Linked DNA regions of Homo sapiens: region 1 is linked to region 2. A link is a contact called in ENCODE Hi-C or POLR2A ChIA-PET data. All regions are on one chromosome and are shown on one strand. Each heading gives the region's core, a stretch centred on a gene start or an enhancer-like site at or near the end of the contact. The rest is flanking DNA. Distances are from core to core; before and after follow the strand shown. Region 1 overlaps SMIM35 (small integral membrane protein 35). Region 2 holds the start of ATP5MG (ATP synthase membrane subunit g).

What was found. A loop is a pair of places that touch in the nucleus more often than their neighbours do. ChIA-PET counts read pairs that join two places held with the same protein, here RNA polymerase II (POLR2A). Pooled maps may share reads with other maps.
Region 1: a loop to region 2 is called in a map with no recorded cell type, with 5 times the contacts of the local background. The contact joins the enhancer-like site here to the promoter of ATP5MG in region 2. A Hi-C loop is called at or near these places in 1 of 37 single-sample maps with no recorded cell type and 2 of 50 pooled maps. POLR2A ChIA-PET finds 5 or more read pairs at or near these places in 1 of 52 experiments (B cell).

Annotation. Positions count from the first base shown.
Region 1 is chr11:118,007,324-118,012,568 of GRCh38, forward strand. The region is part of intron 4 of SMIM35 (small integral membrane protein 35); the gene reads right to left. Among named protein-coding and RNA genes, the nearest start is that of IL10RA, 24 kb to the left of the region's middle. RefSeq lists a silencer at 2,593-2,642 and enhancers at 3,167-3,266, 3,412-3,912. Within about 2 kb of position 3,773, at least 21 of the 41 ENCODE cell types and tissues checked have a DNase peak (open chromatin) inside an H3K27ac peak, as active enhancers do; they include B cell, where a contact is called at or near this core.
Region 2 is chr11:118,398,275-118,403,204 of GRCh38, forward strand. ATP5MG (ATP synthase membrane subunit g) reads left to right here and starts at 3,332. Exons shown (of 3, transcript NM_006476.5): 1 at 3,332-3,443. The coding sequence starts at 3,392. The region is part of intron 3 of LOC100131626 (a long non-coding RNA gene); the gene reads right to left. UBE4A (ubiquitination factor E4A) reads left to right here. Exons shown (of 20, transcript NM_001204077.2): 20 at 1-937. RefSeq lists enhancers at 2,993-3,072, 3,193-4,056, 4,515-4,930.

The DNA of each region.
Region 1 (5,245 bases), core at 2,523-5,022, 390 kb before region 2:
CACAGCATCAGGGGCTCAGAGAGCTTGCGCTCACCAGCTACAAGGGGAGGAAATGGGACTAGAATAGAAGATGTAACTTCTTTTTTTTTTTGAGACTGAGACTCGCTCTGTTGCCAGGCTGGAGTGCAGTGGTGCAATCTTGGCTCACTGCAACCTCTGCCTCCTGGGTTCAAGAGATTCCCCTGCCTCAGCCTCCCAAATAGTGGGGGCTACAGTCAGGCACCACCATGCCCAGCTAACTTTTGTATTTTTAGTAGAGACAGGGTTTCACCATGTTGGCCAGGATGGTCTCAAACTCTTGACCTTGTGATCCACCCGCCTTGGCCTCCCAAAGTGCTGGGATTATAGGTGTGAGCCACTGTGCCCGGCCGAAGATGTGACTTCTTATACTGCTCACCATCATCCCCCCAGTGGTTCTCTGCTTATCATGAGAAACCGCATCCTCCTGATTAGGGAGGAGTAGACCAACCCAATAGCTCTGCAGATAAAAACTCACTTCCAGCACTGCCCAACCTGTTTTTTCTTGATTTGTTTTTCAACTTCTTGCTTTCTTTTTTTTTTTTTCTTTTGACAGTCTTGCTCTGTCTCCAGGCTGGAGTCCAGTGGCACAATCTCAGCTCTCTGCAACATCTGCCTCCCAGATTCAAGCAATTCCCTTGCCTCAGCCTCCCTAGTAGCTAGGATTATAGGCACGAGCCACCACGCTCGGCTAATTTTTGTAGTTTTAGCAGAGATGGGTTTTCACTATGTTGGCCAGGCTGATCTTGAACTCCTGACCTCAAGTGATCCACCCGCCTTGGCTTCCCAAAGTGCTAGGATTACAGGCGTGAGCCACCGTGCCCGGCCACACCTGTTGTTTTGCTGGCCTGCTGCTACTCTGGGCAGGCAGAACATTTTCACTTCTGGTCTCCAAGTGTGAGAATTCACCAGGCCACTGGCTTCCTGTTTTGTACCAGATCTGTTTAAATATCACGGCTTCTAGATGGTTTTAGATCACTAAGCAGTTTTTAGAAATATAATAATGATCCTCCCATCTGCTCCCACTTTGAGTTTCTCAGACCCCTGGAGCAGAGAGTGGAGCACCAGAGACTCTGGCCTCCTGGCTCCTGGCACCAGGCCCCCTCCAATGCCACTGGCATGGGACAAGACCATTAAGATTTGAAGAAGAACCTAGAGGAGAGAAAAGCTCCCTCTTCACCTGCCAGCCTTGTCACGGTTTTGATCATTCCTTAGGTTATCCTTTAAGATAGAAAAATCGTCATCTGTGTGCTCTCTCTCAGAAATGTAACTGATCATGAGCACAAGGTTGAATGTAGTCAAGGATGGGGAGAGATCAAAAGTTTTGGTTTTCAGAGCACCTAGGATTGCACCAGGGATGAAGCAATGCCCAAGATGTTCTGAAGAGAGATTTCAACACAATTTCCTGAGAAGTTCCTGGCTATGGCCAGAGCCATGCAAAGTACCGTGGAGAACTCAGAAGAGGTTTAAAACCTGATTCTGCCTGCAAGAAATGCCCATCAAATAGGAGAAAGCAAGGTTAATTTCAGGGAGACTGGATGCCCCCATGGTGCCTAGCATAGTTCCTGGCATGTTATGGAAGCAGCGTGAATAAATGAATGCAAAGAAATAATCAATAATAAAGTTATGGGGGCCTGAGACTATCTGTATTTAAAATCAGCAGAGCACAAGATCCATGGGTCTTACAGAAGTCTCCCTGGAGAAGGGAAATTTGAGCTGGCATGAAGAATGGGCAGAATTTGGTGATTTGGAGGTCAAGGAAGTTCTAAAAAAACAAAAGGAAGAAAGAGGAGTGGGTCAGTGGGAAGCTCAGAGCTGAGGATGGGGCCTGGGGAGGACTGGGCTCCTGAGCGCCCTTCTCACCACACAAGGAGACCCCAAAAAGAGATTAGAGACCATCTGGAGGGAGGAGTATGTTCTTGGGGGCCAAGGATGTTAGGATAGCTGCCAGTTTGGACTGAGGCTAGAAGTGGGTGACAAAGGACTATAAAGAAAATAGATTCTTGCTTGGCCTTGAACAAATCACTTCACGGCACTCTGGGCCTCTGTTCCCTCACCTGTGAGGCTGTGAGGATGAAGACGCGCATCATAAGCCTCTGCCCTGCACTGATATGTGCTCAGCAAATGTTAGCGTTTCACCCTACAGGTAAAGTTGGTTGGGAATGGGCCAGACTTGGAACCTGGTCAGACACACGCAGAGTCAAGGAAAGGCTAAGTAATGCTTAGAATCCTAGACCACTAGGGAACTGCAGCCATCACCTTTCAACTGCCATCTCCTAAATTAGAAAGATATATTGACACTTTGTACTTGCATCTTTTAATTGTTTACTGAGCACCTACTATGGACCAGGCTATACGCTAAGAACTGAGAATGCAGACGCTTTAAAAAAAAAAAAAAAAAAAGTAGATGAGGTCTTTGCTCTCCTACAGGTAAGAACCAGGAGAAGCCTTGGAAAAATAGTCCAATCTTTTGATTCCAGATGCTGAAATAGATGTCCAAAGAGGTGGAGTAAGTAGCCCATGACCACACAGCACATCAGGGCAGGGTCAGAACCAGACCTTATACTACATTCAGTTCTCATCCTTACGCCCTGATGTCAGCTACATCCGTGAGGGTGCAGACTCTGCTCAGCTCTGGTGCAGCCAGTAGCCAGTTGTGGAACTTGGGTAAAGCATGCTGCTTTTCTGACCCAAGTGCCCCCATATGTAAAACGGGACCAAGAATAATCCCTGTGTCTCAAGCTTGACATAAGGCTCAAAATGCAGTACCATGCAAGAAAAGGCTTTGTGTTCTGTGGACTGTGAACTGTGCAAACAGTCTCTGCTCCTCCTTTTGATCACTAAGCAGTTTTTAAAAAGATAATAATGATCCTCCCATCTGCTCCTACTTTGAGTTTCTCAGACTCCTGAAGCAGAGAGAGGGGCACCAGAGACACTGCCCTCCTGGCTCCTGGCACCTGGCCCCCTCCAATGCCACTGGCATGGGACGAGATCATTAAGACTTCAAGGAGAACTTAGAGGAGAGAAAAGCTCCCTCTTCGCCTCCCAGCCTCATCATGATTTTGATCAATTTTCTAGGACAAAGCAGCCTTCTGTGGCTACATTGGGTGTCTCTTCTCTACTCGGCAAGTAGTCACTGACCTCCTCCAGCACGCTCCAGTTTTAGGAGTTACTAAAGACCTATGGAACATAACTTTGTTGGCAGAGGGTTCAGCCTGGTTGAGGAACAGCACAAATGGAGGAAATGTGGCCACCTGCAATTCAGATCAAAATGGTTGGTGTCAAGTCTCAAGCCCTGAGCGAAGTCACAGCAAAGACGGACTTGGGCCATCTCACAGAGACTAGATATGGCCAGGAGGGGAGGGGCTGCAGGGACAAGAGGCCACCCAGGCTGGAGAATAGCCCCAGAGAAGGCACCAAAGCGTGGCAGGGGAACCCGGACCAGCCAGCCCTTGGACCCCCAGCCCCCGTGACTGCCTCTGGGCTCTTAGGGCCAGTGGAAAGAAGAACCGTAAAAAGGTAGCGGGAAGGTGTTGGGAGAGGCTCTGGCACTGCTATGATCTGGGTCCCAGCCAGTGCCTGGCTCAGCCAAACCTGTGGCTGGGTTTCCAGGCATCTGCTCCCGAATCGTTTCTAAACAAGCTGGAATCTGCCCTTTAGAGCCCTCAACAGAAACACGCAAAGTCCAGGGGTAAGGCCCAGGCCCCAAGGGTGAAGAAAGCTGTGCTCGCCAGTAGCCTGCGGAAGTAAGGAAAAGAGGGGGAGGCTGAGGGGACAGAGGGTGCGTCAGAGGGCCCTAAAAGAGGAAGTCGCCCAGTATCAGTTCTGCTCCCGAGGATGGGAAATACCCTCCGTGCTCCCAGCCCCGGGCAGCTGTCCCCGTCTCCTCACCTGAAGCCACAGACCTGGGGCCAGGGCCACCTGGGTCCTGGGTCCCATCCTCCCTTTCAAGATTCCCCAAGGCTACTGAGTTCTGAGCACTTCCGGGGGCCTAGGGTGGCCGGGCATGGACTGCAGACCCAGGATCCCTGCTAGGCAGGGTGCGGGTACAGAGTTTTATTGGGGCCGGGCCAGGTGCAGCAGCTGACACCTATAATCCCAGCACTTTGGGAGGCCGAGGCGGGTGGCTCACTTGAGGTTAGGAGTTCGGGACCAGCCTGGCCAACATAGTGAAACCCCATCTGTACTAAAAATATAAAAGTTAGTCGGGCATGATGGCGCACACCTGTAACCCCAGCTACTTGGGAGGCTGAGGCAGGAGGATCCTTTGAACCTGGGAGACGGAGGTTGCAGTGAGCCAAGATCCCGCCACTGCACTCCAGCCTGGGCAACAGGGCAAGACTCCATCTCAAAAAAAGAAAGAAAGAAAGTTTTACTGGGGCCCAAACCTCAGGGGTTAGGAAAGAGGCCCCAGTCCTCAGAATTGAAATCCAAGGAAGGAAGCCGAAGACAACTCATCTCCCCTCCCTGCTATTCCAAGAGGCCTTCAAGGAAGGGAGGGGTCTCAGAACCACTAAGGGGCCTTCCTCACTCCCACTTACTCAGGGGCAGAAGACTCAGTTGAAGACCTCCAAATCCAGAGACTTGGTAATTAAGTCAAAGCCTGGCTATGCTGGGAGAATGGCCTCCAGACCCTGGCAGAAAATGGGGTAAGGGCTGGTGAGGCTCCCCACCTTCCTTCCTCTACAATCTGCTAGAACCCAAAACGAGAAATGAGGCTTTGGGAAAGGGAGCACAGGAAGAGAAATCACACAGCTTCCCTCCTCCTCCCACTTGCTCTATTGGGCTCCTGCATCTGTTGCTGGGCTGCTAGCAGAGAGGCTGGCAGCTGGCTGTTCTAACTGCAGGTTTCAGCAGTGACAGGCTCCCTTCTCTTGCCCTACTCCATCCACAGGAGCCCCGAGGACTCTGCCTCTCTGGTTTGAACAAGTCTGCACTAAGCACCTTCTAAGCTGACGTCCTGTGCACACTCTGCCTCCAGTCCAGCAGGGCACAGACCGGAGAAAGGAGTGATGACTCACGAGGGGAACTGCCCTGCTGTCTACCAAACTACAGTGGATTCCTGGTTTCCCTGGTGCATTATCTGGTTTGTTCAGCCTCGCCTGGGTTCCTCTTCACACTCCCACCATTTCTGGCCCACTTTTGCCACAGGACAGGCTTTGCACAAGAAATGCAGAACACTGTAATGTAGAACTCACCCACTCCCCCGTGCCCAGCCCATTGCAGG
Region 2 (4,930 bases), core at 2,082-4,581:
CTGCCTCCAGTCTTTGTCTGTATTCTTCTGTATTTAACCTTCAGATTGTAAGCCTTTTCTGGCAAGCTTTTCTTCTTTTTTTAAACTCTTTTCCTGAAACTTTTTATGAATGGCTATGGCACCATTAATGCTGCTGAATATCTTTAAACTCTGCACAAGCAAGTGTGTAGCTTAAGGCCACTACTGGTAAGGAAACCAAGTGTCCTCTGTGCCTTTTTTCTTTCTGTGAAGTAATTTAAGAATATCCAAAAAAATTAGACTTTAAAAAGTTATCTTGGTACAACACCGTGTGTATATACACTTGGAAGCTTAAAAAGGTGTTTTGTCTGGAACTTAGAAGCAGCTCTAAATCTAGTAGAGCAGACTTTCTAACATACCTAGTTTTGTGTATTGGCTTTGCTGGAGTATGATAGCAAAATGAAGACTCTTTTACTCAGCTCTGGTATTGCTCATAACTTACCAAGAGGCTAATACTAAACTTGGAAAATTGTTTAAGTATGTTTTATCAAGCAGTCTGGGTTTTGTTTTTTAATATACTTTTTAATGGATATGTGAAAACTGAAGGAAATGTTAAAGGTTTTTTAATGGTGCAAGTGAAGGTGCCAGTTGCTATTTGATATCACACTCTACAAAAGCTTCATTACTTTATTTGATGGTGGTTGCTAAGCAGCCATTGCACAGAGCATAAGTCTACTGGGTGCCTTTACATGCCAGAGGCTGATGCTGCACTGTTGATGTCATGTGAGGAAATAATGCACATGCTCTAACTGCTCAACAGGAAATGAACCTAGAAACAGAAAATGAAAAGGTTGATTGAAATAAAACTTGATCAACGCGACTGTATTTTGAAACATTCCAGGAAGGTTACTTCTTGTCAAACTTGCCTGGCAGTGTTTGTTCAAAACTTGTATTTAATAAATGAACATCTGACTTACAACCTTTGTTATCACTTTATTCCAGTATTAAAAGCTAGTGGCAGTTTCAGAAATCCCCCTGAAAACTTAGAGGATTCTGACGTTTCACTTTTTTTTTAGGTAAGTAACATCAAATATGTGTGACCTGGCTGACCCAGCCTGCCTTACCAGGCCTCTGGAGGGGACCCTGGGGTTACCCTCAGGAGATGAATCTCACAGTATGGTTTTCCTAACCAGCTCTCTTTTGGCTTCACTGTTTTTCTTTATCTGGCCTGAACCCCAGGTCTTTGTAATCATTTGCTGTTATCTTCCCCTTTCTTGCTCCTTGTTTCCATACCCCTGCCATGCAAGATGTCAGCCTAGATTAACTCAGCCATTCCCCTCTGCTGTAATATCCAAACTGCAGACCATTGTTGGAGGAAAAACACAATTTTTAGAATGGTACAACCACAAACTTATCTCTAACGTTGCCCAACAACCCTTCTGTGTGTCCTTCAGCTATTCCAAACTTTGGCCTCCTTCCTCAAATTCCTTCTCATACCCCCCTCCCATTGACCCCTCACAGTCCGATGACTTTGCCTTCATTTTGCTGGGAAGATAAAGACTTCAGAGACTTTGAAGACTTTCAGACCTCTCTCCCATAATCACATCTGTGGAAAAGGCCCCATAGATCCCTGGCTAGTTCTCTTTTCCTGCCTCATCAGGGCTCTTGTCAATATCCCTTTTTATCAGGCAGGATGGCCTGTGCCTGTAATCCCAGAGCTAAGCAAGAGGCTGAAGTGGGATGATCTCTTGAGGCCAGGAGTTTCAGGCCAGCCTGGGCAATGTGGCAAGACCCCATCTCTAAATAAATAAATGACTGCCTCTTCTCTGTCTTCAATTTCTCCCCTGAGTTCCACATCCCCCTTTGGTTTTCTGACTTGTAATCCTTTACAGCCATATTTCTTCACCATTCACCCTGGATTCTATCCTAATTTTTTGAAAAGGCGCTAGTTAGTTAAAGATTGCCATATTGCTAAATTAACTTTCCCATCCTTAATTTGACTTTTCTGCAGTATCTAGGGCAGCAGAATCACTCCTTCATTGAAAAGTTCTTAGTTCCTTGATTACACTTCTAATTTTTCTTTCCATCTCTCTAACCATTCCAAAAATCGGAGATTTACTTCTGCTCAGACTTCCCCAGGTTACATTACTTATAGTTCTGTTCCTCTCATCAAATGCCACTTCCCTACATACATCTTTTCCTCCTCATATTAAACTATGAAGTTTCAGCCCTCTGTAGTATACAGCTGTTCTCTTACACATCGGCTCAAGGATCTTTTCTAGGAAGTATGCTGAAATCAGCACCATGCCTAATCTGATGGAATGCCCCCTCTCTGAGTATACATTGCAACTTCAGATCTCAACTCTGCCACTTCCAAACTGTGTGGCCATTTTTCAAGCCCAGTCTCAATGGGGACAATGCCTTACAGGCTTTCTTTAAATTCCAAAATGCCTGGCATAGTGTGGGCGTTCAATACAGGTGATTTTTTCCTCACATCTGCACAGCTCCTTGTGGTTAACTAGGGAATTAGGGGAAATGGATTCCAATCGTGATACAGCACTTTGGGGAGATTGGGATTACAAAAAATCAACTTTAAAAGGGCTATGGGGCCAGGCGCGGTGATTCACGCCTGTAATCCCAGCACCAAGGCGGGTGGATCACTTGAAGCTAGGAGTTCGAGACCAGCCTGGCCAACATGGTGAAACACCGTCTCTACTAAAAGTACAAAAATTAGCCAGGCGTGGTGGCGGGCGCCTGTAGTCCCATCTACTAGGGAGACTGAGGCACAACAATCGCTGGAACCCGGGGGACAGAGGTTGCAGTGAGCCGAAGTCGTGCCACTGCACTTCAGCCTGGGCGACAGAGCGAGACTGTCTCAAATAAAAAGGGCTATGGGTTGAGCCTGGTGACAGCCTGTGTGGTGATTGCTCGGCCCCTAACTTTATATGTTTGGCCTTGGACCCTCTCTACCTCTGTACAACGATCGTGTTGGACTAGAAGAATCTCAGCGAATCCTTCTCCAGTACTGACTTCAAAGGTTCTCAGAATCGCGGCGAAAGCACCCTACGCAAAATAGCGGAGGTCGGCGCCAAGAAAAGCACTGCAGGTTCAGGGCGCATGCGCATTTCCGCTCCTTGCCGGTTTTCCGGACCTCTACGAGTGGCTGCCCCACAAAATGCCTGCTTCTCTGCGGAATCCTACTGTTCTTCACATGCTCTCTAATACCATCTTTTCATATCCACTTTCTCTTCCATGTTGAAAAATTAAATTGACAGGCTGGATTCTGCAAAGATCTTTGGACATTTAAGTATCTTCGACCGGCGCGAAAAGAGGCGGCCTGACCTTGGAAGTGGGACGGGGTCCTGCAGCGGGTCCTTCCGGCGGGTGACATTCAGCCGGCGGTTCGGGGCGACGGACTCTCCATTCCAGAACCATGGCCCAATTTGTCCGTAACCTTGTGGAGAAGACCCCGGCGCTGGTGAACGGTGAGCGCGATGTGAGACCGCCGAGGCGGGCACACGGGCGGCAGGGAGGCCTGCGATGGCCTGAGAGGAAGAAGCGGGCTGCGAAGACCCGAGGGGCCTGCGGGTGCCGGGGCGGGATGGCCTGCAGGTGGAGGGAGCAGGAAGCAGGTTGGCGACTCTTTTCTAGCCTTCCACTCGTCTGACCTGCAGATTGGGTTCTCTACACAACCTAGAAGTTCCTGAATTCTAACCACGACTGGGAAGAGAGGTAGTGTGAAGGAAGCCCGGCGTTGCCCGGCAGCTGCAACCATTACGCCCCCTGAGATCGCTAAGAGCAGGGATCTAGAGGGGATGGTTCTGTTAGGAGAGCTAAGAAAAGGAAGGGCAGAAACGTGAAAGTAAATCAATTCGGCCTCATTACATGTGGTGTTGTTCTCAGTGGAGTATTTGGAAGTCAACAGAAATGTTTAAGGATGGGTGAGCTTTTTTGAACGTTGACTTTGCTTTCTGTCCTAGACGGATTCTAAGATACTTCCGCTTTAATCCGAGGGAAATTTTAGGTGGAAATGGACTTCATGGATGAGTATCCATGCCCCGAGAAGCATAGGACGGGATCCGTATAAACAATAATCTTTGTTACGAAGCTTAGCATTCGTGGAATTTTTTCAGCTTGAAGAGCCTCACTGGTAGACCGCTGTATTTCACAACAACCCTGAATAATCACAGCCTCTGAGTACTAGTTTATTTGGCCAGTAAATATTTCAGTTGTCTTCTCAGTGGCAAGCTATTCATTTTATTCCTGAAGTGAGATAAGCTAAATTGACGTAAGTTTTTCCTAGATGTGCTGTATTCCAGTAAGTGACTGAAGGTCGGATCTCTTAACTTTTGCCTACGTTTATGAAATGTGAATAGAAAGCAGAACTTCAAAAAAAATGTAATACTTTCTAGCCTATTTTGCTGTGTTTGAGTTTGGTTTGGGTATTTTCTTTTTCTTTCTTTCTTTTTTTTTTTTTTTTTTCCTAGAAGACAGGGACTCACTCTGTCGCCCAGGCTGGAGTGCAGTGCAGATCACAGCTCACTGCAGCCTCCACCTCCTAGGCTCAAGCGATCCTCCCACCTCAGCCTCCTGAGTAGCTGGGATCACAGGCACGCACCACCACACCCAGCTAATTTTTGTATGTTTTAAGAGACGGGATTTCACCATGTTGCCCAGGCTAGTCTCTTAACTCCTGGGCTCAAGGGATCCTCCCGCCTCGGTCTCCTAAAGTGCCAGAGTTACAGGTGTGAGCCACAGCGCCAGCCGGGTAATTTATCCATTCTCTCCTCCCTTCCCTCCATCACCAGCCAAACTATGAGTTATTGAAGGCTGTCCTGCAGAACCTCACAGCCTACTAGTGAAACATTTTACACATTTTCCCAAATAATTTCATAAGCTTGCAAGAAAATCTTTTACTTTACTAAGATTGTTAAGATACCTGTCATAGAGCTCTACAATTTTATATAAATCA